Regions from separate parts of the Homo sapiens genome. Here region 1 is linked to region 2. A link is a loop called in an ENCODE intact Hi-C map of the cell type or tissue named here. Cell type or tissue: MCF 10A. All regions are shown on one strand. Each heading gives the region's core, and the rest is flanking DNA. Links, peaks and the distances in the headings are about the cores only. Region 1 holds the start of PPEF1 (protein phosphatase with EF-hand domain 1). Region 2 has its middle 18 kb from the start of PHKA2-AS1.

Region 1 (14,931 bases), core at 9,931-14,930, 170 kb after region 2:
GTAGGCTGGGCACGGTGGCTCACGCCTATAATCCCAGCACTTTGGGAGGCCGAGGCGGGCGAACCATAAGGTCAGGAGTTCAAGACCAGCCTGGCCAACATGGTGAAGCCCCGCCTCTACTAAAAATACAAAAAATTAGCTGGGCATAGTGGTGGGCGCCTGTAATCCCAGCTACTCAGGAGGCTGAGGCAGGAGAATCACTTGAACCCGGGAGGTGAAGGGTGCAGTGAGCCGAGATCACGCCACTGCGCTCCAGCCCAGGCGACAGAGTGAGATTCCATCTCAAAAAAAAAAAACAAAAAAACGAAAAACAAACTTACCAAGTACCACACTGAGCATGAGCTGCTTCCACTATACAAACAGGAATAATAACCCTTTATTCAGGTTTATTACAAGGATTAGATAAAACATATGTAGATTATGTTGAACACTCTTTGGAATATGGTTAGTAATCAGGAAATAATATCTATCATTTTCTATCAAGAGCTTTCAAAATATTTATAGCCCTTGACACGATAATTTCATATCTAATCACCTGAATATAGAAATAATCCAAAATAAGGAAAAGGCTTTGCACAAAGAAATTCTTCAAAGTGTTATTTATATTAGTATTAAAAGGTCCAATATTTGAAGAATAATTAAGCATATTATGGCCTATTCACCAAATAAAATACTTAGCAATGACTAAAATGATGTTTGCAAAGCATTTATAACAACTTGAGAAATGTTTACATAACATTTTAGTGCTGAAAGTGAGGCTACAAAAAACTAACATTTAGGATGATCAGAAATCTATAATATACAAAAAATACATTGAAGGAAATTATCAGAATGTTGTCATTATCTCTGGGTAGTGGAATGATGAGGGAGTATTCATTATTTTCAACTGCTTTTCTATATTTTTTCCAAATATCTGAATGAGAGAAAATTTTATGCACACAATGTTTGTCTATGAATAAATATAAGTAAACATCACTGCATCAGCTTTCAGCAGATTTATTATTATGAACTCATAATAAACCTTGATTGGCATATCCAACAAGAGATAAAAGAAGAAAAAGAATTTTAAATGGCTCTTCTGGACGCACTCCATATGGGTTTGCCCTGCTCCATAAGGAGCAATGGAGCAGTAAAGAAAAAAAAAAAAAAAAAAGAATTTTAAGGGAATACTCTGAACAAGTATATGTCAACAAATTAGATAATGTAGATGAAATGGGCAAATTCCTAGAACTACCACAAATGACTCAAGAAGGAATAGAAAATCTAAATAGTCATATAACAAGAGACAGAATAAGTAATCAAAAAAACTACGCACAAAGAAAACCTCATGCCCAGATAGCTTCACTGATGAATTCTACCAAATATTTAAAGAATTAATACCAATTCTTCATGAACTCTTCCAAAAAATGGAGGAGAAGGGAACACTTTCCAACTCATTCTATGAGGCCAATATTACCCTGACAGTTAAATCAGACAAAGATATCACAAGAAAACTATAGATCAGTATCTCTTATGAATATAGTTGCAAGATTCCTCTACAAAATACCAGCAAACTGAATTCAGCAGCATATAAAAAGCATTATACACCATGATCAAGGGGATTTATCCTAGGAATGCGAAGTTGGCTTAACATCAATTAACATAATGTGCCATTTAATTAACATTATATGCCATATCATAAAATAAAGGACAAAAACCACAAGATCATCTCAATACATGCAGAGAAAGCATTTGACAAAATTAAACACCACTTTGTAATAATAAAAAAATCAATAAACTAGGAATAGGAGTGTGTTTTCTCAACCTGAGAAAGAGCATCTATGAAAAAGACACAGCTGATATAAGACTTACTGGTGAAACACTGAATGTTTCTCCCTTAAGATCAGGAACAAGACAAGGATGGCTACTCTTGCATTTCTATTTGACATTGTAGTGGAGGCAAGAAAATGAAACAAAAGGCATTGGAAAGAAACAAGTAAAACTATATTTGCAGATGACCTGGTTTGTAAATAAAAATTCCTAAAATATCCACTAAAAACCTATTAGAGCTAATGAGTTCAGTAAAGTTTTGGGATATAAGACCAATATACAAAAATCAATTTTTAAACATTTGCAATAAACAATCCAAAAATGAAATTAACAAAAATCCATGTATAATATCATCAAAAAGAATAAAAAACCTAGGTTAAATTTAAGGAAAGAAGTGTAAAACTTATACTCTGAACACTACAAGACACTGGTGAAAGAAATTAAAGATCTAAATAGATGGAAAGACATCCCATGTTCATGGATCAGATTATTTAATTGTTAATATAGCAATACTCCCCAAATTGATCTACAGATTCAACACAACCCCTCTCAACATTCCACTTGGCTTCTTTTGAGACACTGACACATTGATTCTAAAATTCATATGGAAATGTAAGGGACCCAGAATAGCCAAAATAATCTTGAAAAAGAGAAACAAAGTTGAAGAATTCATACTTCCCAATTTCAAAACTTTATTAAAAAAAGCTATAGTAGGCCTGGCGTGGTGGCTTATGCCTGTAATCCCAGCACTTTGGGAGGCCAAGGCGGGCGGATCACAAGGTCAGGAGTTCAGACCAGCCTGGCCAACATGGTGAAACCCCGTCTCTACCAAAAATACAAAAATTAGCCAGATGTGGTGGTTTGTGCCTGTAATCCCAGCTACTCCGGAGGCTGAGGCAGGAGAGTCACTTGAACCTGGGAGGCGGAGGTTGCAGTGAGCTGAGATTGTGCCATTGCACTCCAGCCTGGGCTACAAGAGTAAGACTCCGTCTCAAAAAAAAAAAAAAAAAGCTATAGTAATCCAGACACTGGTACTGGCATAAGAAAGACATACAGATCACTGGAATAGAATTGAGAGCCCAGAAATAAACATTTATGGTCAATTGATTTTTGACAATGGTGCTAAGAGGATTCAATGGGGAAAGAACAATCTTTTCAACAAACAGTGCTGAGACAACTGGATATCCACATGCAAAAAATGAATTTGTACTCCTACCTCACACCATACGTGAAAATCAGCAACTCAAAATGGTTCAAATGCCTAAAAGTAAGAGCTAAAAGTACAAAACTTTTTTTGGCCTTTAAAAACATATATATTTAGGGGGTATAAGTGTAATTTTGTTACATGTATAATGAAGTCTGGGCTTTTAGCGTAACCATTACCCAAGTAGCATACATTGTACTCATTAGGTAATTTCTCATACCTCACCCCCCTCCCACCCTCCCAGCTTTCTGAGTCTCCAGTGTCTATTATTGTATTCTGGATGCCCATATGTATACATTATTTAGCTCCCACTTTTAAGTGAGAACATGGGGTATTTGACTTTCTGTTTTTTGAGTAATTTCACTTAGGATAATGGCTTCTTGTTCCATCCATGTTGCTGCAAAAGACATGATTTCATTCTTTTTTATGGCTGAGTAGTATTCCATGGCATGCATATATATATATATACACACACACACACATATATATACATATATATATGCACACACATACATACATATATACGTATATATACACACACATACACACACACACATATATACACACACACACACTTACATATACATACACCACACATTTTCTTTACCCAATCATCCATTGAAAAACACTTACGGTGATTCCATATCTTTGCTATTGTAAATAGTGCTGCGGTAAACATAAGAGTGTAGATATCTATTTGATATAATGACTTCCTTTGGGTAGACTCCGTGGTGGGATTGCTGGATGAAATGGTAGTTTGGTAGCTCTATTTTTAGTTCTTTGAGAAATCTCCATAATGTTTTCCACAGAGGTTGTACTAATTTACATTCCCACCAGCAGTGATAAACATTCCCTTTTCCCTACATCCTTGCCTACATCTCTTATTTTTTGACTTTTTAGTAATAGCCATTCTGACCGGTATGTAAGGTGGTATCTCATTATGGTTTCAATTTGCATTTACCTGATGATTAGTGATGTTGAGCATTTTTTTCGTGTGTTTGTTAGCCATTTGTATGCCTTCTTTTGAAAAAATGTCTGTTCATGACCTTTGCCCACTTTTTAATGGAGTTATCTTTTTTTTCTTGTTGAGTTGTTACAAAACTCTTAAAGTAAGACGTGAGCAAAAATCTTTTTGGACTCGGGAATGGATTCTTAGATATGACACCAAAATCACAAGCAACCAAAGAAAAAATAAAGTGAACTTCATCAAAAGTAAAAACTTTTGTGCTTCAAAGAACACCATTAAGAAAGGATGAAGAGAATTCAACAAATGAGAGAAAATATTTGCAAGTCACATATTTGATAGGAAACTTGTATCTAGAATATATAAATTTATCTTACAACAATATAAAAATAAATAATTCAATTAAAAATGGGTAAATGATCTGAATAGACATTTCTCCAAAGCAGATATACAAATAGCCAATAAACACATGAAAAGATGCTCAATGTCATTAGTCACTACTGAAATACAAATGAAAACCATGGTGTGATACCACTTCATACCCACTAGGATGACTAAAATCAAAAGGACAGACAATAACAACTATCGCTGAAAATGTGGAGAAATTGAAACCTTTATACACTGCTGGTAGGAATGTAGAATGGTGCAGTCACTTGGGAAAACAGCTTGGAAATTTCTCAAAATGTTAAACATAAAGCTACCGTATGACCCAGCAATTCCACTTCTAGGTATATACCCAAGAGAACGGAAAACATATGTTCACAGCAGCATTGTTCATAACAGTCAAAAAGCTGAAACAGGTCGGGCACAGTGGCTCACGCCTGTAATCCTAGCGCTTTGGGAGGCCGAGGCGGGCAGATCACCTGAGGTCAGGAGTTCGAGACCAGCCTGGCCAACATGGTGAAACCCTGTCTCTACCAAAAATACAAAAATTAGCTAGGTGTGGTGGTGTGTGCCTGTAATCCCAGCTACTCCAGAGGCTGAGGCAGGAGAATCGCTTGAACCTGGGAGGCGGAGGTTGCAGCGAGCCGAGATCGCCCCACTGCACTCCAGCCTGGGTGACAGAGCAAGACTGTCTCAAAAAAAACAAAAAACAAAAAACAAAGCTGAAACAATCCAAATGTCTATCAATTGATGAATGGATAAATACAATGTGGCATATTCATACAATGAAATATTATTCCACAATAAAAAGGAATATAGTACTGATACATGCTACAACATGGACAAAGCCAGACACAAAAGGTCACATAATATATGACTCCATTTACATGAAATGTCCAGAATAGATAAATCCATAGAGACTGAATATAGATTTGTGGTTGCCAGGGGCTGAGAGGAGAAAGTGCTTAATGGATAAGGGGTTTTACTTTGGAGTGTTGGAAATGTCTCAGAAGTACATAGGGGTTGTGGTTGCACGACACTGTGAACATACCAACTGCTGCTGAGTTGTTCACTTGACAATGGCTAATTTTATGTTACGTGAATTTCACCTCAATAAATCACAGGTATTTGAAAGAAAAAGCAATCCAAAAATCTAAGCTAATATTTCCACTTACATGCAATGTTTTAAAAGTTGAAAAGTATTTCAAAAAGAGAGAGGATTTGTTTTTACAAGTTGGACTTGGCTTTTTTTTTTTTAACCTAGGAAATTTGGCTAAATTTAAAGAACTGTGAGTAATCCTAGATATAAAAAGATAATTTCTCTTTACTCTCTGCTAATAAACGTCTACTACAGCAGTAGAGTTCAGATGGAGCTTTTGAAAGATTTATTTCATGACATGCTTAAAGATTTGAAAGAGTCAGTACACCTCCTATGTCCCTTCCTACTTTCAGAGATGAGTTTCCTACATCATCAGCACAAGTCAGCTGGGTAGGAGAATAACATTTGATTCCCAAAGTAAAACATCCCACGCTAATTAGTATAGCACACTCTGCATCCTAAACCCTCCACCTTAAGCCTGAATAAACTTCCAAAGGCAAGACGTGGAATAGAAGTTGGGGGAATTACCTATAACCTAGACATCAAAGAAGTGGAGTTTAAGAGCAAATTACTCATATTAATTGTCCCAGCTTATTTACTTGTTTTTATTTTAATTTGCTTGTTGGAAACTCTATCCCTTAAATGCTCAAGTTTGTTTCAACTAGATGCCAATAGCCATGAGAAAGAACCTCAGTACAAAATAAACAAAGTGAATATTTAAGCTTCTAATTATATGGGGGTACAGAAAGGCATGCCATCTATTTAGAAACAATACACCTTTTTTTTGGAAACAGATGATCTAGCATTCTCCCAATTCTCCTAGATTATTTTTAAAACGTGATGCAAATCTCATGAAGTTCTGTGTTGAATAGATATAGAAATAATGTGATCATTGAGTTATAAAATCCAATAAAAATTCAATGATGCTACTAAATGTCACAAAAGTAGGGATATAGCTATTTATAAAAGTATTGAAGAAACACATATAAATTACACTGCCTTTCTTGTTCCCTGCCACTGAGTTTTAAATTGAGATTTTATATTGGTACATTATCGAATGAAATTAAATCAAACACAAAATATCTCTAAGACAATACTTTATGGTACTTCATAAATTCAAAGCTACATCTTCCTAAATGTAGTTTCCTATGCTACTCTAACGATGCCTTGTGCAAATCACACAGGGCAGCTTGAGCATCGTGGGAGTAAATGAGAAAGGAGAAGAGGGTGAGGGCAGCTCATTTTCCCCTTTTCATTCATAACCACAGGCACATTCCCAGTACTCACATGTGTCAGATCTCCTGGTTTTCGTTGAAGAACTGCTGCATCCCATGACTTCTATCTAAATCATATGTGTTCATGAATTCAACTTCTGATTTTAAGACAGAGTGTGAAAAGTGCCTCCCTTTAAGCTGCGAGGAACCACTCTTAGCCGATCCTCTTCAGTCATAGATTCTAATGAGGAATACACAGGAGGGAGGGAAGGAAACCGCCAGTTAACCACATGGTAGCTGAGGGGCTGCTCAGCAGGATTCATTTTACGCTTCTTCTGAATCGCTGTTCATCATGTGATGTGGAAAGTGATCAGACATAATCTAATCCTGGCTTATTTTCCAAAACACAGCAGCAGCTACAGAGCAGCTATAGGCTGCTTCTCTGCTAGACATAAATGAGTTTCTCCATGTCTAGGTCACATCCAGCTCTGTATAAAATAGAGCATTCAAAATGAAAAGAAAAATCGAAATATGAGAGTGTACGATTTTCTAATTTAAATATGGGGAATGGGATGTGGAGGAGCTGACATAATTAACTGTTTTGGTTTTCAGCTCAAAGTAATTCAACCTATCTAGGCTTTTAAAAACACAAATTGGAAGTTGACTATGAGACAAAAACAACATATTTAACAGCTATGCTGAAATTCAAAGTGAGTTCTTTGACAGTATTTCGCGGAATAAGTTGGGAACATTTGTTTTAAAAAAAAGGAGGCAGCCGGTCGCAGTGGCTCACGCCTGCAATCCCAGCACTTTGGGAGGCCGAGGCGGGCGGATTACGAGGTCAGGAGTTCGAGACCAGCCTGGCCAACATGGTGAAACCCCGTCTCTACTAAAAGTACAAAAATTAGCCAAGCATGGTGGCACATGTCTGTAATCCCAGCTACTCAGGAGGCTGAGGCAGCAGAATCGCTTGAACCCAGGAGGCGGAGGTTGCAGTGAGCTGAGATCGCACCACTGTACTCTAGCCTGGGCGACAAAGCGAGACTCCATCTCAAAAAAAAAAAAAAAAAAAAAAAAAAAAGGAGGTTTGAAACCTCCCCCCAAATTTAGGAATTGTAATCTGTGAGAGTGTCCTTTTATTTATTTTATTTTTTGAGACGGAGTCTCGCTCTATTACCCAGGCTGGAGTGCAGTGGTGTGATCACAGCTCACTGCAGCCTCAACCTCCCAGGCTCAGGTGATCCTCCCGCCTCAGCCTCCCTAGTAGCTGGGACTACAGGCATGCGCCACCACACCTGGCTAATTTTTTGTATTTTTAGTAGAGACGGGGTTTTGCTGTGTTGGCCAGGATGGTCTCGAACTCCTGACCTCAGGTGATCCACCTGCCTCGGCCTCCCAAAGTGCTGGGATGACAGGCGTGAGCCACCGTGCCTGGCCAAGAGTGCCCTTTTAAACAAGCTCTCTGGGCACTGCTGAGGCCCCTCTGGAGTCTAACTTTGTGTTCTATAGTCCTTCTCATGAGCTCCCTGACTCCCATAATCACTTCACGGGAGTTTTCAACAAAATTCCTTTCCATAGTATACTGTCACGTCACTTTTTAGGGTGATGTTTCCTTTATTTTGTGATGCTCCAAACCAACCTGATCTAATATATTTGCATTCCTTTTTTTTTTTTTTTTTTTTCAGACAGGGTCTCACTCTGTCACCCAGGATGGAGTGTAGTGGCACAATCACGGCTCGCTGCAGCCTTAACCTCCCAAGCATGTGCCGTGACACCCGGCTAATTTTATTTTTTTGTAGAGACAGGGTCTCCCTATGTTGCCGAGGCTGGTCTCAAACTCCTGGGCTCAAGTGATCCTCCGACCTTGTCCTCCCAAAGTGCTGGGATCACAGGTGTGAGCCATCTTGCCCAGCCCTATTTGCATTTCTTGACAGGCACAAAGTCAGCAAACAACTGACATATCTATCTTTCCATTGGTACTACACCAAAAGCTTCAAAATTTCAACTCGACTGAAGAAAGGGAAAACTAAAATAAGCAAAATATTTGAACTATGGCCATGTTTTGAAAATAACAATAAGCTTAGTAAACAGATTTTCTGACCAGAGGTGAACCTGATTATTTTATGTATTGAATGAATTAGCCTTCCTAAACTTTGGGTTACTTCCAAATTTTTATTTATTTTTTGAGACAAGGTCTCGCTCTGTCACCCAGGCTGGAGTGCAGTGGCGCAACCATGACTCACTGCAGCCTCCACCTCCCGGGCTCAAGTGATTCTCCTACCTCAGCCTCCTGAGCAGCTGGAACTACAGGCATGCGCCACCATGCCCAGCTAATTTTTGTACTTTTTTGTAGACATGGGGTCTCACCATGTTGCCCAAGTTGGTCTCAAACTCCTGGCCTCAAGCAACGTGCCCACCTCAGCCTCCCAAAGTGCTGGGATGACAGGCATCAGCCACCGTGCTTGGCTTTATTTCCAAATTCGATAGGCATTTCTTTCGTGTCTTCCTTATCTACATCATGGCTAAAGAACATTAACAAGATCAGATCCAAGGGCAGGATGAGCCCTGTGGCATCCCACTCCAAACCATCCTCCAGGTTCACCACAGATCCGTTACCTTCATACTCGCTGAGCACATTTGTTCAGTTAGCTGGTAAACTCACCTATCATAACTCTCATTTATCTGTGAGACATCCTGGAGAATTTTACTAAATATTTTAATAAAATGATGATATGTATATATTTTGATACTTTGACATTCCAGCTTATTCCAGCAAAAGAAGAGAGAGGGAAGGAGGAGGAGAAAAGGAAGGAAGGGCAGGGGAGGAAGAAAGGAAGGAAATCAATTTGGCAACATTTTTAATACAAAATCATAGAAGTTTAAAGGTGAGAGAGACCTTTAAAATTACCTAGTATTTACACAAAGTGCAAGGAAGTTAAGCAACTTGTCCCATGTCATATAGACCTGTGCTTGTCATACTTCGTTGCATATGAGTGTCACCTGGGGAGCTTTTCAAACTCCCAGTACTCAGCCTGCACCTCATTAAGTCAGAATCTCTTGGGGTTTAAAAAATACTGATGCCCAAGTCCCACCCCCAGATAATTTGACATAATTGGTACTGGGTGGAGGATGAGGCATCAAGATTTTTTTCAGTTTTCCAGATTCTAATACACAACAAAGTTTGACAATCTGTAATAGAGACGGTATTTTAGAAAACCCACGGTGCTGCATAGTGATGATCACATTTTCCTAGAAATGCTTTGGCTCCATCTATTTCAAGCTGAATTTTTCCAGAGGTCATATCAAGTCTGTGGCTTCTAGCATATATTCTTTTCTCATTTTTGAAATTGGGGCACTGTTCATCTAGGAATTCATCTAGTCCTGGTGACATTCTCCAGGTGCCTAGATCAGTGCTCTCCAACTCGAGTGCTCACAAGACTTATTGGGGGTGGGGGGATGCAGATTCCCAGGCTTTACTAACAATACTCAGATTCAAAAGTCCAGTGCCTTGGAATACACATTTAAAGTGCACCATGCCGAGAACTTTGATGCAAGGAATCCCCATATCTCAGTTGAAGAAACACTATTTTCCAACAGTATCCAAATCTCGCTTGGGCTTCGCTCCATCCTCATGCTATTTTTTCCACCCCTTTTTATGAAGACATAAGAATTGGGGCTGGGCACAGTGGCTCTCATTCGTAATCCTAGCACTTTGGGAGGCTGAGGCAGATGGATCCTTTGAGCCCAGGAGTTCGAGACCAGCCTGGGCAACATAGGGAGACCCCATCTCTACCAAAAAATACAAAAAATTAGCCAGGCATGGTGGTGCACATCTGTAGTCCCAGCTCCTCAGGAGGCTGAGGTGGGAGGATCACCTGAGCCTGGGAGGTCAAGGATGCAGCGAGCCGTGATCACACCACTGCACTCCAGCCTGGGTGACAGAGTGAAATCCTGACTTTAAAAAAAAAAAAAAAAAAAGGTATGTTTTTTAATTTAAAAAAGAAAACAGGGGAAAAAAAGAATTGAGCATTTAGTAGGCCATAAACACTGATTGGACTGATTGACATATTTCAATTTCGATTTTCTTTTTCCAGAAAAAAAAAAGCACTGTCTCAATATCTCTCCAGAGGCATTTGGTTTTCAGTCACCCCTCAGTTAATCCACAACAAACACAACTGCATATAAAAGATTCAGTAAGAACTAAAAAGCATCAAACTTGAGTATATTTCTGTTAGACTATTAGCCCCACGGGCAACTTCCAAAGTAGCCCTTGAATCTCTGGCACCTACATGGTGCCTTTCACATTGCAGATGTTGGATAATGCTAAATGAATGAATGAATGAACAAAGGAATCAATATTCCTAGGCCAGAGTTCTTTAAAAATTTAGTTGCTAAAAGTCATTATTAATCCATCATTTTGTGCACAGGTAGGTGCTATTCAATTATACAAAAGCATTTTATTAAATCAGAAAGGGGTAGTACTTATACATAATTTTTAAAGAAAGTTTTAAAATCATGATGGAAAGACATGATGTTCTAGAATTTTTTGATTATCCATTAGAAAAAATTGGCTATAATAATTTTTACATTATTAAATAATTATTATCAGTTTATTTTTAACTGTTTTTCTCTCAGGTAATAGGTTACAAAAAAAGTCAGTTCTTTTTCATTCTCACCAAAATATGAGCTGGTTAAAGCAAGATGCCACTTACCCCTCCCATGTACTGCCCCACCTAGACTTCCAGGAGAGAGGGAAGTGAGTTTGTAAGCAGTGCGTGAGCCTTTGAGGACATCTCTGACGTAAAGCTGATAAAAATGATTGGGGATTTTCCATGACTTGGTAAAATCTAAGCTGCTTCCATTTCCCACCCTCTGTTAGCGTTTAAGTGCATTGAAGAAGTCTCTGAAGAAGTGATTCCCTGAGGCCTGAAAAGGGTTCTCAGGCTCAAAGAGGTGGGGGGCTTCCACAGGGTTCACAAACGCCCAAGAATGTCCTAGTGGGTAACATGAGCCGCTGGGTGGATCTTGGCAAAAAAACAGCTTGAAACTTGCCCATTGCTGCTGTCCCTTCTAATATATACCAAGGATGGTTTTAAAGAGTAAACATGAAATAATGACTCATCATTGGCACTCACTTATAATTTGCAAAAGGAAAGCCTTCCGCTAAAAGGTTTTTACTGTGTGTGTGTTGGGGGTGACTGGGTGGAACTGATAATTTTCCATTTTTTTCATGCTAATCTTTCACTTCCAATGCTGAAAATACAAGGAAAGTACAAAAGACAGGCCGTGGGGACAAACTAACGTTCGCCACCAAGCACCCTCCAACCACTAGCCCAGCCTCCCCGAGTTGTTCTTGTTCATTCTTAAGGTGGTCTGATTTCTAAGCTCATCTCTATCCAACTTCCACACCTTGGCTCAGCCACCCTGACACGACCCTCTCTGGCATTCTAGATGTCAGTTTCGTAGTTTCCTATGCTAGAATTCAGCTTTTCCTAGAGATGTTGGCTTTAGCAAGAAATTGGCTTTAGCTCTAGTCCTGAAAACCTGGAACCCATAGTCATTCAACTGATACCAACACCCTCTACCCCCACCCCCGACCACCACAGTGGGAGTGAAGCAGGCAGGTGTAATTCTTCCCCCGTAGATTGTGCTAGCATGAGGAACAGATGCCTCATCAGGCTCACCCTATTGCATTCTGCTTGGTATTCATTGCCACAGAGGTTTTATAGCCTGATGTCTGTGGCCTAAATATAATGCAGAGGCATAGGGTGAGGCAGAGGAGTCCCTGGCAGCCCGTGCCAGAGAGTTCCCTTCCATCACTACCTTTCCAGTAGAACAGTGGAGCAATTACTTATGTCTGGGGTCTTAAATGAGTAAGGGGAGGTCTGTAAGACCAAGCTGGTGATTCTTCCTGGGTCTCGCCACATGAGAGGATAAGAAAAGGGAGGAAACTATACTGACCACCAGAAGGTGTTTGAAAGTGTCTGCTGGTATATCAGACATGATTGTAATCAGGAAACAGCGTGGCCTGGTGCCAGGTTTTCCAAAGTGTGTTTGTGGAAGAATAGTTCTATGTGGTTTATTATTCTAGGACTAAGGCCAAAATAAAGGTCCCACTATTACATAATAAGTTCAGGGGATGTAGAGCTGGACAGGTTTCTTTACTGCAGGACTTCTCAGAGCCTTTAATATATGAACATACATTGTGAATCTCTCAGAAAGAGCTGACCACTATTTCCCAAAGAGCCTAGCAAGGGGCCCTTTTGAAGTAAAGCATCTCAAGAACTATTGTTCCTAACTGCCTAATGCTGGCCCAGTGGAGCCTTGGGTTTAGAAGTCAGACAACAGGAGTTTGAACTCTTAGTCATTAATTCCCCTGTACCTCAGTTTCCTCATAAGAAAACAGTGATAATAATGCATATCTTACTGACTTGTACTGAGGACTGAGTGGTGGGAAAAAACTAGCTTGAACAAAGACCAACTGTTTTTAGCTGATGAGTTAGGAGGGGCCATGCATGGGTGGGAACCCACTGTGTTTGTTCAAGTCTCTTTCTTCAGAATGCTTTGTCTGGGGCTTCCCAAAGACTAAACCCTTTGGGTACCTACAGGTTCTGGTATAATTTAAGAGTCGCAAAGCAATGGGCTCTTTTCCCTTGAGAGGTCTAAGATCGGAAAGAATGCTATACCAGTAATCATAATAGTAGCTAAAATCACTACTATTTATTAAGGGACTACTATTTACCCAGCATAGTGGGTGCTTTATATTTCTATTATTTCAGTTCACTGTCACAGCAAACTTTCAAGGTAGTATCGTCATCACCATGTTACAGATGAACAAAACTGAGACTCAAATAACACACTCCCTGGCGTAGCTGATTAGTGGCAGAACTGAAGACTCGCTCTGTTTAATCATTAAAGAACAAAAATGTCTGCCCACTAAAAGGCTATGCCTTGGTTTCAGGATCCAATCTGATCAGTTCGCATACGAACTAAATCACTAAAGAGAATTTTGAACACTGTAAGGAATTCTGGTTCCATTCTTACAGATAGCTAGAAACCTCTAAGACGACAAGACGCCAAGGGAACTAAAGGAAGATTTCTAAATATGAAGGTGTGCAGTGGAGTTTGGAGAATACTCCCTGAGGGGACCTAGAAGGGTTTCTCAAAGGACCCCTTCCCTCATTTTCTGGCTCTCAATCCAAGTGACTGTGGAGATTTTCCAAATATCAAGTTCATTTGAAATAGGCCACAATCCTTCAGATTGCCAAGTCATCTGTACGTCTTCTTCAACTGATGGCAACTGATTTACAACCAGCATTTTTGAGAACAATCATTCCGAGAAATTGCAAAGCAGTAAGATATACTCCAAGGAGTACACATTCCCTGTTCCATTGCCACACGATATATGTTTATGATGTAGACTTCTGCTTGCCCCAAATGCCTAAGAATAAACAAACATATTACCTGTTTCTTCTGCTTGGCCAATGTAGAGGTTTTTCCTCACCCCAGGTGTTTCAAAGGAAATGAAGACGAGAAAAAAACCTTCTCTCTGGGGAAATGCAGAGGGCTGAAAGAAAAGAGGTACAATTTCAGCCCTCTCTGAAGCACCCCACACAAACACACACACACACACACACACACACACACACACACACACACCCCACTCTGCAGAGAGAGCTCTTGCTTAAATAAATAAACAAACATATATACACAAAGAAATAACTAGAACAGGGCCAGGCTGCTTTGCCTTTCAGCCGGGAAGGCAAGCCCAGAGCCACGAATCTGGGAGACAATGCACTGGCCGTGAGCACAGCTCTCTGCCCCAGCCCTGCTCTGTTCCTGGCCTGGAGATGCACTCAAGTAATGGGCTGCAAAGTCAGCGGCCACGTGACTGCTTCCAAAGGGACCAGGCTCCGCATGGGCAGGACCACGCTATTGTGTGCATAATCTGCCATCAATACAAAATAGAAAAGAGAATTTCAGTAAATAAGAGCAGAAAAGCACTCTTTAGGTAAACTGAGGATAATTTTTAGAAAACGTTACATTAACCTGGTACAATTAAGAGAAGTGGAAAAACTAAACATTTTTCCTTGGTTCTAGAAAGGTGTGGGTTTGAGGGAGCAGCCACTGGGTCATAAGACATTTATACTCCACCAGCTGTTCAGTAGCTCCTTATTGGAGAACCTACCTGTGAAGGGAGAATGACCTCCCTTCATCAGCAGAAAGGGAAAGGAAAGTTGGCCTGTAATCTTGCTGA
Region 2 (16,268 bases), core at 4,700-9,699:
GCTGACCAAAATATCATCAAGGACATAGAAGATCTCAGTGACACAGTTAACAACCTTGAGCTGACAGACATGAGGACAGGTCTGCTCAACAATTTGCGAATACATATTGGGATTCTTCACGCACACTTGGAGTATTAAAATTTCAATTATTTACTAAGCCTTAAAGAAAGATGCAGGGCTGGGCGAGGTGGCTCACACCTGTAATCCCAGCACTTTGGGAGGCTGAGGCAGGTGGATCGCCTGAGCTCAGGAGTTTGAGACCAGCCTGGGCAACATAATGAGACCCCATCTCTACAAAAAAGTTAACAAATAAAAATTAGCCAGGTGTGGTGGTACACACCTGTAGTGCCAGCTACTTGAGACTCTGAGGTGGGAGGATAGCTTGAGCCTGGGAGGTTGAGGCCGCAATGAGCCGTGATTTGCGCCACTGCATTCCAGCTTGGGTGACAGAGTGAGGCACTGACTCAAAAATAAGTAAATAAATAAATAAGAGGTTGACCGGAAGAAAAAACAGGCATGGAGTTTGCAGTGATCATTATCACTTTCCCCCCCCAAATCCAGAAGAACTACAGAGCGGACACCTTTGTCCTGGGGCCTCTGCTGAACTATTTCTGCAGGTCTGTTCCTTGGCTTCCCCCAAGGGCATCCCCGCGGTTGGTGCCTCTCCTGCGTGGGGAAGACACATGGAGGGGATGCTGCTGCTGCTGTGGGCATGAGGCTTAGAGGCTGCCAGGGCCAGCATTTCATTCTCACGGGGACCCCGCAGCACCTTGGGATTATGCCTCGACCCTCCCCGAGACAAAACTGACAGAAGAGGAATTCACAGGTGGCAGGATTCGCCTGAAGGCCAAAGGACTGGGGGCACAGCCACAGAGAGCTGGTGAAATGTCATTCAGGGGTCTCTCAAAGTCAAGGCCCACTCTAATAGCTGCCAGCCACCCCCTAGGCCAGGCTGAGGTCACAAGGAGTTGGCTGCGTCTTGCTCCTCTGACAGGGTAGAGAGTGAGGGGGTAACAGGCAGTGAGGGGACAGTTGGTGGGGACCACACAGTCTAGTCCACTTCCTGGGAGGGATATAGAGGTGGGAGCAGGAACCCCCAAAAGAGCCCAGACACCAGCCTGGGTGGAAACTGAAGGGCACACAGGGTGCCAGCCCAACCTAATGAGACCTAGACAAGAGGGGTGGAGGTCACCCAAAGGCCACAGGTGTCACTGGGTGAGCAGTAGTATTCGGTGGTTAAGAGCTCTGATCCTGGTACCAGAGTCTAGGCTTCCATCCCTGCTCCTTCCCCAGTGTGCTGGGTGGCCTTGGGCAGGTCACATAATCATTCTGGGCTCCAGTTTCCTCAGTCAGTGCATTGAACACGTATTTACTGAGCACCTACTACATGCCAGGCACTGATTTAGACACGTGGGAGAATCCATGAACAAAACAGTGATTCCTCCCATCTCAGAGCCTAAGTTCAGGCAGAGACAGACGATAAGCAACGACCTTAACAAATCGGGATGTTATGCAGCCAATTCCACAGTGAGGCCGGCTCAGGCCTCAAAGAAAGATTGGAGTGAGGGAGTCAGGCAGCAGTATTAAATAGGCTTGTCAAGAAGAAAAGATCTGAGCAAAGACTGGAAAGGGCTGAGAGAAAGGGCTGCATGGCCATTGGGGGAGAGCACTCATAGCAGAGGCAGAGTGGGCCCAGATGTGGTGGCACACGCCTGTGGTCCCAACTACTCAAGAGGCTGAGGAGGGAGGATCACTTGAGCCCAGGAGGTGGAGGCTGCAGTGAGCTGGGATGAAGCCACTGCACTCCAGCCTGGGCGACAGATGGGACAGTGCCTCCATGAGTACTAATGGGCACTCCTGGTCTCAAAGAGTGCCCCACCCTGTCAGGGCCCTGGACCTTGGTGACCTTTGGCTTCCTGACCCAGAGCCTCCCCAGGATCCAAGTGTCTCCTCGGACTTGGATGTCCTGTCTCTTTAAAAAAGTGGCTCATGCCTGTAATCCCAGCACTTTGGGAGGCCGAGGCAGGCGGATCACCTGAGGTCAGGAGTTCAAGACCAGCCTGGCCAACATGGCGAAACCCTGTCTCTACTAAAAATACAAAAAATTAGCTGGGTGTGGTGGCGCACGCCTGTAATCCCAGCCACTCGGGAAGCTGAGGCAGGAAAAGCCCTTGAACCCCGGAGATGGAGGTTGTAGTGAGCCAAAATTGCACCACTGCACTCCAGCCTAGGTGACCGAGCGAGACTCTGCCTTAAAAAAAAAAAAAAAAATGGAGGAGGAAGTCCTGCCTCCACACGAATGCACCTGGAGGGCATTATGCTAAGTGAAATAAGCCAGACACAGACAAATATCACGTGATCCTTCTTCTATGTGGAATCTAAAGTCCAGCTCACAGTAATAGGGAATAGAAGGTGGTTACCAGGGGAACAAGTCCACACAGTGCTGCGTGCATGGAGCGCAGTTGCTGAGGGGTCTGTACTGTACAAGCCAAAGGAATGAGAAAAGCTTGGTGTTCATTGCTGGGAATGAATGAGTGTCTCCAAATCCAAGGAGACACTGGGATCCTGAATAGGCTCTGGGTCGGGATGTCAAAGGCCACCAAGCTCCAGAGCCTTGCCAAGGTGGGTCACTCTTCATGACCGGGAGTGCCCATGAGCACACGTGGAGGCACTGCCTCATCTGCCACAACACCTAGCGGCTCTCTCCGATGTCTCATTGATGACCTGTGAGCTGTTTCCTCCCACATGGACCCTGGGAAAGCAAAGAATCACAAGCAGCAACGCCCTGGAAGGACCAAGGAAGACACAGCCATTGCGGTACTTCCAAGTGGGACCCTGCCTGTTCTCCCTCCTCAGGGACCTCCCATCCCTCCTAGTGGTGCTGGGCTCTACAACCTCTGCCACTAGCTCCACTCAGAGGACCCTCTCTCCATCAGAAAGTGGCGGCAGCTGTGTCCAGGTCACCAACCCCCAAACTCTGGCTCCTCGCAGTGTCTGTTCAGAATCCCAAATCTCTCAGCAGTCATTTAAGCTCTGCAGTTTTTCCGAACACTTTCAGAAGTTAGAGAACAACTTCTTCCCTTTGGCCATTAAAATGTAAGCAATTGACCTGGCACCGTGGCTCATGCCTGCAATCCCAGCAATCTGGGAAGCTGAGGCAGGAAGATCACGTGAGCCCAGGAGTTTGAGACCAGCTTGAGCAACATAGTGAGACCTCATCTCTACCAAAAATTTAAGAATTAGTTGGGTGTGGTGGCACGCACCCTTAGTCCCAGCTGCTCAGGAGGCTGAGGCAAGAGGATGGTGTGAACCCAGGAGTTTGAGACCAGTCTGGGCAACATGGCAAGACTCTGTCTTTAAAAAAAAAAAAAAACAAAAGTAACTGTACTGTGAGTGGCAAAACAGTTAAACTTCAAATATCAAAATTCAACTTCCTTCAAGTGATCTTCTCTTTAGGTGTCTGACAATGTTCTTTGGAAATTCAGGTTGAAATACAGTGACTTCTAGGGCAAAGAAAACAAGCAGAACATCCATTCCCCATATCCTAGGCACACTCATCCCTCACATGCCATTTGTTCCTCACGCCACCTCTCTGAGAGAAGGCATATCACCCCCTTCTGTGGACAGGGAAACTGAGGCTTAGAGATATTCAGAAGCTGGTCTGGATTCTAGCGCCTGTATAGAAGTGGCAGAGATGGGGCCGGGTGCAGTAGCTCACACCTGTAAACCCAGCACTTTGGGAGGCCGAGGCAGGCAGATCACTTGAGGTCAGGAGTTCGAGACCAGCCTGGCCAACATAGTAAAACCCCATCTCTACTAAAAACACAAAAATTAAGTGGGCATGATGGCACGTGCCTGTAGTCCCAGCTACTCAGGAGGCTGAGGCAGGAGAATCTCTTGAACTCGGGGAGGTGGAGATTGCAATGAGCAGAGAGTGCATCACTGCACTCCAGCCTGGCCAACAGAGAAGACTGTCGGGAAAGGGAAAGGGAAGGAAAAGGGAAGAGAAGGAAAAGGGAAGGGAAGGGAGAGAAGGAGAAAGAAGTGGCAGAGCTGCAATTCAAAGCCAAGCCTTGCCCTTTAAAACTATACACCTTCTTCCAGGGTTGGAGGCCAAAGGATTCCTCCTTTCCACCACTCCTCCTGGAGGAACATGTGTCGGTACCCAAAAGCATGCCTGCAAGGTGGAGAGACAGGGAGAGGTTCGCGTGGCACCCAGACGAGCCCCCTAATTCATGTCATTTTTCTGCATTGAGTCCTGATGATTTATTTCCCCAAGCACAGCCCAACTGAGGCTGAACCTCCTGGGCCCACGTGACCTCCTCAGCCTGGCTCCGGGAGGAGGTAGCTGAGCCGCATCTTCCCATCTGCTAGGTGTCAGGTTTTGCAGGACACCAGGCCTGAAGCTGTCCCTGGCCGTCCTCTCCCAGTCGCCCCACCCCACACCATTTCCCAGCTTCCCAGGAGGCGACAGATCCCTTGTCTGTTCCCCAGCAACGCACCCCGACCCCAAGTCTCTCCTGCCCCCAAGCAGATCCCATTCTCAGAGCACAAGGCATCCTTGGCCTTCAGCGCTGAATGCTCACAAGCTTATGTGATCAGTGTGCACACCAGCACCAGCAGCGTGCCAGGGCCAGGCATGTTGTACAAGTGAAATGCCAAGAGTGTGCTCCAGGGAGCAGCCTGGAAGGAAGCAAGAGTGACAGGGGAAGGAGCTGAGCAGGGTGTGGCATCAGGTGGAACCCAGCCAGCCCGACGCCACAGGGGGCTCTGGAGTGAGCACTGCAAGATAAAAGCAGCCTCTGCCATCAGTTAGCCAGTGACTGCTGGCTGCCCGCGGGTGGCAATGGGGGCAGTTGGGGGGGACGCGGATGGGACACAAGCTCTTAGGCAAGCACCTCCCATCAGTCCAGGGCAATGCACCAGGAAAGGGGGTCGCTGTGCGTTGCTGGCACCCAACATTCCTAGAAGCTGGAGGATGAGTGCACCGGCCAATAAAGGGGATGCAGCGGGGCCAACAGCTTCCACTACAACGAGATACCGCTTCCTGTGCTACGTGCTTCACGTACATTCGCTCTCATCTTTGCTATGGTCCCGGGATGTGGTTGTGGTTACGATAAATGGAGGCTCCGAATGCCCATGTCATTTGTCCAGAGTTTCCCATACCCTTGATGGCAGAGGGGCATCTGAAATCAGGTTGTATGACTTCAAAGTCCATGTAGGGTTGCCAGAGTTGACAACTAAAAATACAAAACGCCGGCCGGGCACGGTGGCTCAGGCCTGTAATCCCAGCACTTTGGGAGGCCGAGGTGGGGGTGGATCACTTAAGGTTAGGGGTTCGAGAGCAGCCTGGCCAACATGGTGAAACTTCGTCTCTACTAAAAATACAAAAATTAGCCGGGCATGGTGGCACACGCCTGTAATCCCCGCTACTCAGGAGGCTGAGGCAGGAGAATCACTTGAACCTGGGAGGCGAAGGTTGCAGTGAGCCAAGATCACGCCACTGCACTACAGTCTGGGCAACAAAGTGAGACTCTGCCTCAAAAAAAAAAAAAAAAACAAAAAAATACCCAGTTATATTTGGATTTAAGGCCCAGTGCACTGGCTCACACCTGTAATCCCAGCACTTTGGGAGATCTAACATGGCGAAACCCCATCTCTACCTAAAAATACAAAAATTAGGCAGGCATGGTGACGCACGCCTGTAGTCCCAGCTACTTGGAGGCTGAGGCAGAAAAATCGCTTGAACCTGGGAGGCAGAGGTTGCAGTGAGCTGAGATGGTGCCATTGTACTCCAGCCTGGGTGACAGGGTGAGAATCCGTCTCAAAAAATAAATTTGGATTTCAGGTCAACAAGGAATCTGGTTTTAGCACAAGCATGTCCCGGACAATATTTGGGACATGCGCAAATGAAACTATTATGCATCGCTTATGTGACATGCAAATTAACGGGGCGGCCTGTATTTTAGCTGACAACACTAAAGCCCACAGTAGTGGGCTGCCCTCTTCCACTCTGGTTACTCAAGCAAACAGGGCCGGGGTGCGGGGGGCGTGGAAAGAGCACATGGCACCAGATACTGGGGGACAGCATTCTGTTACACTGAAATACACACAAATGCTTTCGTGCTTTGCAGAGGGAGGGGACCTACAGTTTTTGTCTGATAACGAGGATATAATTGTGGCCACATCACCACGTTTGAAATTATCCCCTTTAAATGCTGTACCTCCGGGGGGGTTCTCACTGAAAGCACAAAGCGATGAGAAGTGGGACATTTTCTGTCCGGTGTTATCGGGTCCCCGCGAGAACGCCCCCGAGTTCGGCAGGCAGCCCCGGGTTTCCCTCCACCCTCGCGTGAGGGAGCTGTGACTGGATTCTCTCTCTCAATCGATCACTCTAGGCGCCCACACTCGGCGCTGACAAACCTCAACTCTGCAGGAGCCCCTGCACGGAGGGGAAGCCCAGGAAGCACAATCCCCCCCATCCCCGGGGGCTTGAGCTGTACCCCAGAGCTCTAACTTATTTGACGACTCTGCCTCCCCGCCCAGCTGAGGTCCCAAGAGCTGTCCACTGTGCACGATGTGACACATAGCACCTGCAGAAAACCATTTCCAGTGCCTGCTCCCACTCTCGCACTGGGAGGCGTTTCACCAGGCGCCGCGCTGGGGGTAGTGAGGGATGGGGTGAGCTTCGGAGGCTCCCCGAGGCAGCAGTAAATCTAGGCTATAATTAAATCAGACTGTGAACATATTGTTCACGGAAACCTCAGCAGAACATGAGTCATGTTGCTTGAGTGAATCACAGCCTCAGAGTTTCCATTTATAATTGCTTTATCTGGGGCCTTTATATTTCACTCAGGATTTTGGCCCATGCTCCCGTTATTCTCCCTTTTGGGGAAAGCCTGAGGACTGGACATGGCTAAGAGTGTACCTGGGCAGCCAGGAAAAAGAGCAAACGCCAGGAGAATCCTCTCCCCAGCCCCAGGGGCACCTCCCTCCTGCGGATGCCCCCAGGGCCATGGGGACAAGCGGCAGGGGAAACAGAAGGAGGGGACATCGGGCCATTTCGACTCTTGCTAGTTTCTGAAATTTTAAGTAAAATTTGATGAGAGGGAGGAGGTTGAAAGCTCAGGTTAGAATGAAGTTTCATGATCTCTGTGCTGCTTTTGGTTAACTCGGCTACCGGGACACAGCAGACAGCGCACAGTAGTGCCCACACACAGGCCCCGGAGCCTGACTGGGCTCTGCCCCACCGCGTACCAGCTGCACAATGTTGACAAGTGGCTTCACCTGTGTCTGTCTCTTCCTGTGTAAAATAGGAGTGATAATAACAGTAACCTCATAGGCTGGTTGTGAAGATTAATGAGTTAATATGGGTGAAACCCTTAGAATACCAATGGGCTTGGTAGAAGTGCTAGTGTGTGAGTTTTCATCACCATCACCACCAACATCATCTCAGACCACCCGCGGCATCGCTGAGCACTGAGGGACAGGGCCTCACGTGCTTCACACACAACCCACAGGCAGCAGTGCAGGTGGAGGCAGAACTCACAGGATAGGGGTGCTACCTGGGCCTTCCCTGCATTCTGTCCGTCACTTTTGTTGTAGGCGAGGAAATGCAAGCCCCAGCTCACACACATTAGCGGTGAGCCCAAGCAGACAGAGCTGAGCCTCCTGACCCCACCCAGCACGCTTTCGTGTGTTCCCAGGTGTTCCTACTGCAACCACGTGCTTGGAGCCGGGAGCAGGTTTCTCCCTTTAGGAGATTTGCAGGGTGGGGTCTGTAGCACTGGTAGGCAGTGGGAGACTGACACTTTGAGCCACACCCGGGGCTGTGTAGTCAGGGTCCCCACAACCAGAGCGCCAGCACCCTCATCACTCAGTGCACACGTTCAGGATGCAGCAAGTTCCAATGTTGTCACCTCATTTGGAACCTCACCACAATCTTTGGAGGCCAGCTGGGGGCAGGGGGGCGGGGGTTGTGGACGAGGTGCCCCTGCTGCGGATCCTCTGAGAGCTTTGTAATGAAGAGTGATTTCACCCACTCAGACCCAACATGTAAGTGGCCCCGGGGATCCCCAACGTTTTTCCTGCAGGGATCTTTTTATCACCCCACTTTCCCTGCTTTGAACGAGTTTTTCTCCAAAGCTGCAAGTGATAAGTAAATTAATTTGTTCTCCTATAATTTATTAATTGGCAATGAACATAATGGCCAAATGAAGTTTCTGTTCAGCATGGGAGAAAGGGTGCTCCCAAGCCAAGGAGCTGGGATTCCTGCCAAGAGCAAAGAAATGTGACATTTTCCTTGGCCCGAGATATCTTATTAGGAGCTCCAAGTACATTCTCCGGAAGGCTTTCTAAAATGACAACACCAGATAGGCTCCTGTTAGGATGGCTGTCCTCCCCACAGGCCCAGGGACCCCAGGAAGGGAGTCATCAGGGGCTGCGATCCCGCTATGGCAGTCCAGCCCCTCTAGGTCAATGACTGGGTAAGGGCCTGTATTAGTCTGTTCTCACACTGCTAATAAAGAACTAGCTAAGACTGGGTAATTTATAAAGGAAAGAGGTTTAATGGACTCACAGTTCCACGTGGCTGGGGAGGCCTCACAATCATGGCAGAAGATGAAGGAAGAGCAGAGGCATATTACACGGTGGCAGGCAAGAGTGCGTGTGCAGGAGAACGCCCCCTTTATCAAACCACCAGATCTCGTGAGACTTATTCACTATCACGAGAACAGCACAGGAAAGACTAGCCCCCATGATTCAATTACCTCCCCCTGGGTCCCTCCCACAACACATGGGAATTGTGGGAGCTGCAATTCAAGATGAGATTTGTGCCCAGATAGAGTGATAACCCTGACCCTAAGCTGGGCTGAGCATGAGCCATGTTTTTCAGTTAGAAATGCTTGGTTTGGGGCTGGGTGTGGTGGCTCATGCCTGTAATCCCAGCACTTTGGGAGGCAGAGGCAGGCAGATCACCTGAGGTCAGGAGTTCAAGACCAGCCTGGCCAACAAGGCAAAACCCTGTCTCTACTAAAAATACAAAAATTAGCCAGGTGTAGTGGTGCACATCTGTAATCTCAGCTACTCAGGAGGCTGACACAGGAGAATCACTTGAACCCGGGAAGTGGAGGTTGCAGTGAGCCGAGATTGCACTACTGCACTCCAGCCTAGGCAATAGAGCAAGACTTCGTCTCAAAAAAAGAAAGAAAAAAAGGAAATTTTTGGTTTTGCTCCAAAGCCCTGGTATTGTGGAAAGATCACTTGAGTTACAGTCAAAAGGACACCAACTTGTCTTTCAACTCCATGAATGTATCTGTTACTTTATCACTTAAAATCTCACATAAAGTCTTTTTTTAAAAGCCCATATACCTATAAGTCACATTAAAAGTCTAACAACAGTAGGTATTCACAAAGGGGAAAATGGAATGAGCGGCAATTTAACTAGAAAAATTAGAGGAAAAAAAACCAACAATTTAATAGAGTAAGATGAATAAAATGAAATCAAGTATATCAGTCAACTTACCAGAGGTGATTAAACTGAATTCACTCAAGAAAAGACAGAGATTATCAGATAGAGTTAAAAGTAAAAATCCAGGTATATGCTGCTCACAGGGAAAAATGCAAAAATAAAATGAGAGAGAAAAATTGAAAACAATATGCCAAAAAGATATCAGAAAAATGCCAATAAGAAGAAAGCAGGAAGAGCAGAGGTATGGAGAAAGTTGAAGTTCAAAACCCTAAACAGGATGAAGAAGAACTTGTGTATAATAAGAATGTACAATTAAGAATATATAACATTCATAACTTATGTGCACTAAATAACATAGACACTAAAATCATAAAATGAAAAAATATAGAAATACAAACAGAATAAAAATATAGTTTTGGTTTTTTTCCGAGATGGAGTCTCCATCTGTCGCCCAGGCTGGAGTGCAGTGGTGCAATCTCGGCTCACTGCAACCTCTGCCTCCCAAGTTCAAGCAATTCTCTTGCCTCAGCCTCCCCAGTAGCTGGGACTACCGGCGCCCGCCACCATGCCCAGCTAATTATTGTATTTTTAGTAGAGATGGGGTTTCGCCGTGTTAGCCAGGCTGGTCTCGAACTCCTGACCTCAAGTGATCTGCCTGCCTTGGCCTCCCAAAGTGCTGGGATTACAAGCATGAGCCATCGCGCCTGGCCAAAATACAGTTTTAGTAGGGTGTTTCAGTTCACTTCTTTCAGAACTGAATATACCTAATAAGCAAAAAAGTCAGTAAGGGCAAAGACAAAGTGACTGATACAACCAACAATTTAGTGTAACAAGTACATAGAGAGCCTTACATTCTTCAAATGGAAAACATACATTTTGTTTATATGTCCATGAAACATTTACAGAAATAGATTAGGTACATGGCCACAGGGAAAATCTTATTAAAATTTTAAGGAATAATAAAAGAGTGAAAATTTGAAGTTTGAAATATTTTAAATGTGGAAAATACGAAACACTCCTGGAAACTCCTTAGAATAAAGAGGAAATTAGGCCGGGTGTGGTGGCTCATGCTTGTAATCCCAGCACTTTGGAGGCTGAGGCGGTCGGATCACAAGATGGGGAGATCAGGACCATCCTGGCTAACATGGTGAAACCCCATCTCTACTAAAAATACAAAAAATTAGCCAGGCCTGGTGGCAGGCGCCTGTAGTCCCAGCTACTTGGGAGGCTGAGGCAGGAGAATGGCATGAACCCGGGAGGCGGAGCTTGCAGTGAGCCGAGATGGCGCCACTGCACTCCAGCCTGGGCCAGAGTGCGAGACTCCATCTCAAAAAAGAAAAAAAAAAAAGAATAAAGAGGAAATTAAAAGGGAAATTACTGTCTAGAAACTAATGAAAAGAACACTTCACACTAAAACTGACCACACAGTGAAAGCAAGGCTTAAAGGAAAATTTACAGCTTTAAATGCCTTCATTATTTTTAAAAATTTCTAAAAATTAATAACCTATACCAATCATAAGAAATTAGGGAAAAAGGCCGGGCGTGGTGGCTCACGCCTTTAATCCCAGCACTTTGGGAGGCAGAGGCGGGCGGATCACGAGGTCAGGAGATCGAGACCATCCTGGCTAACATGGTGAAACCCCATCTCTACTAAAAATACAAAAAAATTAGCCAGGCATGGTGGTGGGCGCCTATAGTCCCAGCTACTGGGCAGACTGAGGCAGGAGAATGGCGTGAACCCGGGAGGCGGAGCTTGCAGTGAGCCGAGATGTGTACAGATAAAAGCTGAAACAAGTGAAATAGAAAACAAATACCCTCCCCCCAAATATCTCAAAGGATAAATAAATGTAAAACTGGTACTTAGAAAACACTAATGAGGCTGGGCGCCATGGCTCATGCTTGTAATCCCAGCATTTTGAGAGGCCGAGGTGGGCGATCACCTGAGGTCGGGAGTTCGAGGCCTGACCTGAGGCCTGACCAACATGGAGAAACCCCTTCTGTACTAAAAATACAAAAAAAGTAGCTGGGCATGGTGGTGCATGCCTGTAATCCCAGCTACTCGGGAGGCTAAGCCAGGCTGAGGCAGGAGAATTGCTTGAACCTGGGAGGCGGAGGTTGCAGTGAGCCCAGATCACACCATTGCACTCCAGCCTGGGCAACAAGAGCAAAACTCTGTCTCAAAAAAAAAAAGAAAGAAAGAAAAAGAAAAGACTAACGATAGAGACAAATCTCTTACAAGCCAGATCAAGAAAAAGAGAAAGAAGGCAGAAGTTCACAAGAGGAGGAGTCAGAAAGGTGACATAACTACAAATTTAAAAAAATCTTAAGAAGCAGTAACAAGTAAATTTGAAAAATTTAGAGGAAATTGATGATTTCTTTGCAAAATTGAAGTTACCAAAATAGACCAATTACTGAAATAGAGCAATGATCACAGAAGAGATTGGGAAGGGGAGTAGCAATCCACTGTGAAACAGGCACCAGGACTGCATCACCCATGGCTGAGTTTTATCTAACCTTTAGTGGACAAAGGAGACTAATGGTATTTGTACCCACTTCTCTCAAAATGAATGTGTACACTGATAACCTGTGACTCTTGATAAAATGCAGATTCGGATGCAATAGACCTGGGGCGGGGCCCTAAACTCTGCATTTCTAGCAAGCTCCAGGTGAGGCAGATATTGTTGGTTCTTGGCCCACACTTTGAGTAGCAACAATTTAAACTATTTCAGAAAGTAGGAAAAAAAGATACAAAGTTCACCAGTTTATTTTACAAAGCCAACGTTACTTAAATACCAAAATCAGACAATGGTAATTCCAACAATAACAGATCCTCAGCTTCAACTAAATGTATAAATATAGAGGCAAAGTCTAAATAAAATATTAGCAAACAGACTTTGGCATTGAACAACAGAATTAGAAAGTTCTTCAATACAAAGAAACCCAGCAATATGACTCTTTGCATCAATGAACTAAAGGAGAAAACTGCCAACCTAAAAGGAAGAAGCTGAGGCACATTTTTTAATACTTCTTTTATTTGTTTTGGAAATGAGGTCTTCACTATATTGCCCAGGTTGGTCTCAAACTCCTGGGCTCAAGTGATCCTCCCGCCTCAGCCTCCCAAAGTGTTGGGATTACAGGCGTGAGCCAATGCGCCCAGCATCTGAGGCAAAATTCATCTGAGTAGAGTTTATTTGGGCCAAGTATAAGAACTGCAACCCAGGAGTGTAGACAAAAAGAGTGAAACGCTATAAAATATTTAAAGAGGTTTGTTCTGAGCCAAATATGAGTGGCCATGGCCTGAGGCACAGTCTCAAGAAGTCCTGAGAACATGTGCCCAAGGTGGTTGGGTTACAGCTTAGTTTTATACGTTTTAGGGAGACATAAGACATGAACCAATACATGTGAGATATACATTGGTTGGATCTGGAAGGGTGGGACAACTCGAAGTGGGGGGGCTTTCAAGTCACAGGTGGATTCAAAGATTTTCTGATTGGCAATTGGTTGAAAGAGTTAAATTATTATCTAAAGACCTGGCATCAACAGAAAGGAGTGTCTGGGTTAAGATAAGGGGTTGTGGAGACCAAGGTTGCTAGGAAGTGTCACAGATGAATGCCCTTAGAGACAATAGATGGCAAATGTTTCCTATTCAGACCTTTAAAAGGTGCCAGACTCTCAGTTTATCTCTTCAGGATTGGGAGGGTCTGGAAGGGGAGGATCTAGTTATGTTAATGGAGATTCTTTACAGATGCAAACTTTCCCCCACCAAAGATGGCTTTGCAGGGCCATTTCAAAATATGGCAAAAAAACACATATTTTGGGGTAAGATATTTTGATTTTTTTTTATGAAAACGATGTATTTGGGCACAAAAATGAAATACAGTTAGAAACCATATTCTATCAATTATGATATTCTGTAATCTAAGAACACAGAAAATTTTGTTATTAAGAAATGCCAAGAGGAAAAAGAACTCTGTGAAGTCCTATTCAATTTACTTTGTTAGGGAAAAGGCTGTTTATTTGGCTCTTGTCACAGTTCCATCATGTCTACTCTTCTTGTAAGTTCAGCTTCAATGCTATCTAATTCTCACTCTGCTTCTTCAATTTTCACTTGAGCAAGGATGGATTCGGCATTAAATCTAACTAGGACTCCAATTTTTTCTTCAAAGGTATAGTCTGTTGTTTTAATTTTGCCAGTTTCTCTGACAGTGCTACTAGGGACTGATGAGACAGAGAAGCATCCATGCCTCTGGCTGAAAGTTGCTCCCTCTGCAGCCTTGATTCCAAATCTGAATTCCACTGACTTTGGTTTTAGAAAGTCCATGTTCTGATGACGATTATCAACTTTGGCCCTTTCTGTAGACAGATGCAACTCTGCTTTCTTGAGATCCTCTTGTAGACATTTTTCTAATACTAAAGTTGCAGTTAGATTTTTTTTCAAAATTTTCCAGTTCAATCTTGATTTCTTCACTTTTGGATTTGGTACGAAAGAGGTAAGAGGTCAAATCATTCACTACAGGGATAAAACTAGTTAGTGAGGCATCCTTCGTTTCAAGGGCCACCGCACTGCCAACCAAAGCATTCAGATACCTGGAACCAGTGCTAGAGAGATTGGCAGGGGAAAAAATTCACACTCTCCATGAGAAGGTCTTGGAGATACTTGGCTTCTGACTGGTATTCACTTGCTTTCTGCTTCAAGTCCTCTATTACCAGGTAGACATCCCTGTTCTGGACCCTGTTGCGTTCTGAAAGGTGATGTAAAATCTCTGTGGTCCGTGGGTTCACCTCATACTGTGGAATGGGATGATCTCCATATATAATATCTTTTTTTATTATTTATTTATTTATTTATTTTTGAGACAGAGTCTCACTCTGTTGCCCAGGCTGGAGTGCAGTGGCGCCATCTCGGCTCACTGCAACCTCCATCTCCCGGGTTCAAGCCATTCTCCTGCCTCGGCCTCCCGAGTAGCTGGGACTACAGGTGCCCCCCACCATGCCTGGCTAATTTTTGTATTTTTAGTAGAGACAGGGTTTCACTGTGTTAGCCAGAATGGTCTCAATCTCCTGACCTTGTGATCTGCCCGCCTCAGCCTCCCAAAGTGCTGGGATTACAGGCGTGAGCCACCGAGCCCGGCCCAAATATTTTTTCTAACCACACAGCAATGTTTCTCTCTCCTCCAGCAGCTCCATAGCTGCCACTTCCGCCACTTCACTAGCAATATTTTGATTTTCTTCTCTGTCCAGTGGTGTTATGCCAGTCAGGTTGGAAAGTAACACATTATATAGAGTTAAATAAAATTCACCTGATGAGATGTTATGGTTCGTGATGTTATATGGTTTGTGATGTTATGGCGTAACTTCCCAGGTCCCTTAGATAGGAATTTGGGCAAGAGGGAAAAAAGGTCAGAGATTAGTCCTCAAGAGAACAGATTCAAGTTGCCCTGAATATACACTCTGGATTAGTGGCAGTTACAAGTGGATTTTTTTTTTTTTTTTTTTTTTTTGAGACGGCGTCTCGGTCGTCGCCCAGGCTGGAGTGCAGTGGCACGATCTCCACTCACTGCAAGCTCCGCCTCCCGGGTTCACGCCATTCTCCTGCCTCAGCCTCCCCAGTAGCTGGGACTATAGGAGCCCACCACCACACCCGGCTAATTTTTTTGTATTTTTAGTAGAGACGGGGTTTCACCGTGTTAGCCAGGATGGATGGTTTCGATCTCCTGACCTCGTGATCCGACCACCTCGGCCTCCCAATGTGCTGGGATTACAGGCGTGAGCCACCGCCCCGGCCTACAAGTGGATTTTTAAAGGAAAGGAAGAGGAAGTTCCTCAGTTGTTTACCAAGAATTTACATTAAAATAACAAACTACTGACAGGCTACATACAGGGTTCTTTGTATTACAAATTCCAGGCCAGGCGGTGGCTCTTCCCTGTAATCCCAACACTTTGGGAAGCCAAGGCAGGTGAATCACTTGAGCCCAGGAGTTCAAGATCAGCCTGGGCAACATAGGGAGACCCCTGTCTCTACAAAAAATAAAAAAATTAGCTGGGCATGGTCATGTGCGTTTGTGGTCCCAGCTACTCGGGAGGCTGAGGCAGGAGGATCGCTTGAGCCTGAGCGGTAGAGGCTGCAGTGAGCTGAAATCAAGCCACTGCATTCCAGCCTGGGTGAAAGAGAGAGACCCTATCTCGAAAAAACAAACAAACAAACCCAAATTCTAGGAACAAGAAGGCAAAGGGTGAGACAGCTGGTTGGGAACAAAATGACTTTAAACAATTGCCCCCAGGCATGGGGAGAGGGGGAGCAGGGAGGAATGAAAGTCCCATATTCGTGTCTTTCTGGGCCTGCAGACCACACATAGCCCAGACTGTTCTATTCTTCTTTTCTCAAAACCACATAATCATATTAATAGGTGCTAAAAGCAACCATTCCTAATCAAAACTTAAACAGGGCTAGATGGAAACTATGTAAACAAAACGAAGGATATTTACTAAAAACCAACAACAAGTGTTATTTTAAATGTCAAAACACTGGAAATATTTAATTAAAATCAAGAACAAGATTCTTGATGCTTACTAACATTATTATTTAACATGGATTTAAGGCAGTGGTTCTCAACCCCAGATGCCCATTAGCATCAATCTGGGAAGCTTTTAAATATATGTATATATACACCAATTAAATCTCTGAGCCTAAGGGCCTGCCTGCCATAGGAGGTTTTTTTTGTTTTGTTTTGTTTTGTTTTTCAGAGCTTCCTGGCTGATGCTAATGTGTAGCCCAGAATGAGAACCAGTCTTAGAGGCT

What was found. Peaks named below come from ENCODE experiments on the same cell type or tissue, not always from the same donor. Only the 100,000 strongest peaks of a DNase experiment are listed, where the experiment ranks them.
Region 1: it touches region 2 in a loop (6-fold over the local background); 3 of 110 quality-filtered maps call a loop at or near these places.

Annotation. Positions count from the first base shown.
Region 1 is chrX:18,699,643-18,714,573 of GRCh38, reverse strand. PPEF1 (protein phosphatase with EF-hand domain 1) reads right to left here and starts at 6,929. Exons shown (of 16, transcript NM_001377996.1): 1 at 6,748-6,929. The coding sequence starts at 6,793. In MCF 10A, for the core only: no CTCF peak of the experiment used is centred there; DNase peaks (open chromatin) are centred at 11,593, 11,693, 12,433 and 12,703.
Region 2 is chrX:18,863,787-18,880,054 of GRCh38, reverse strand. It overlaps the pseudogene HAUS1P2. Among named protein-coding and RNA genes, the nearest start is that of PHKA2-AS1, 18 kb to the left of the region's middle. RefSeq lists enhancers at 7,173-7,672, 7,673-8,174. In MCF 10A, for the core only: no CTCF peak of the experiment used is centred there; a DNase peak (open chromatin) is centred at 6,754.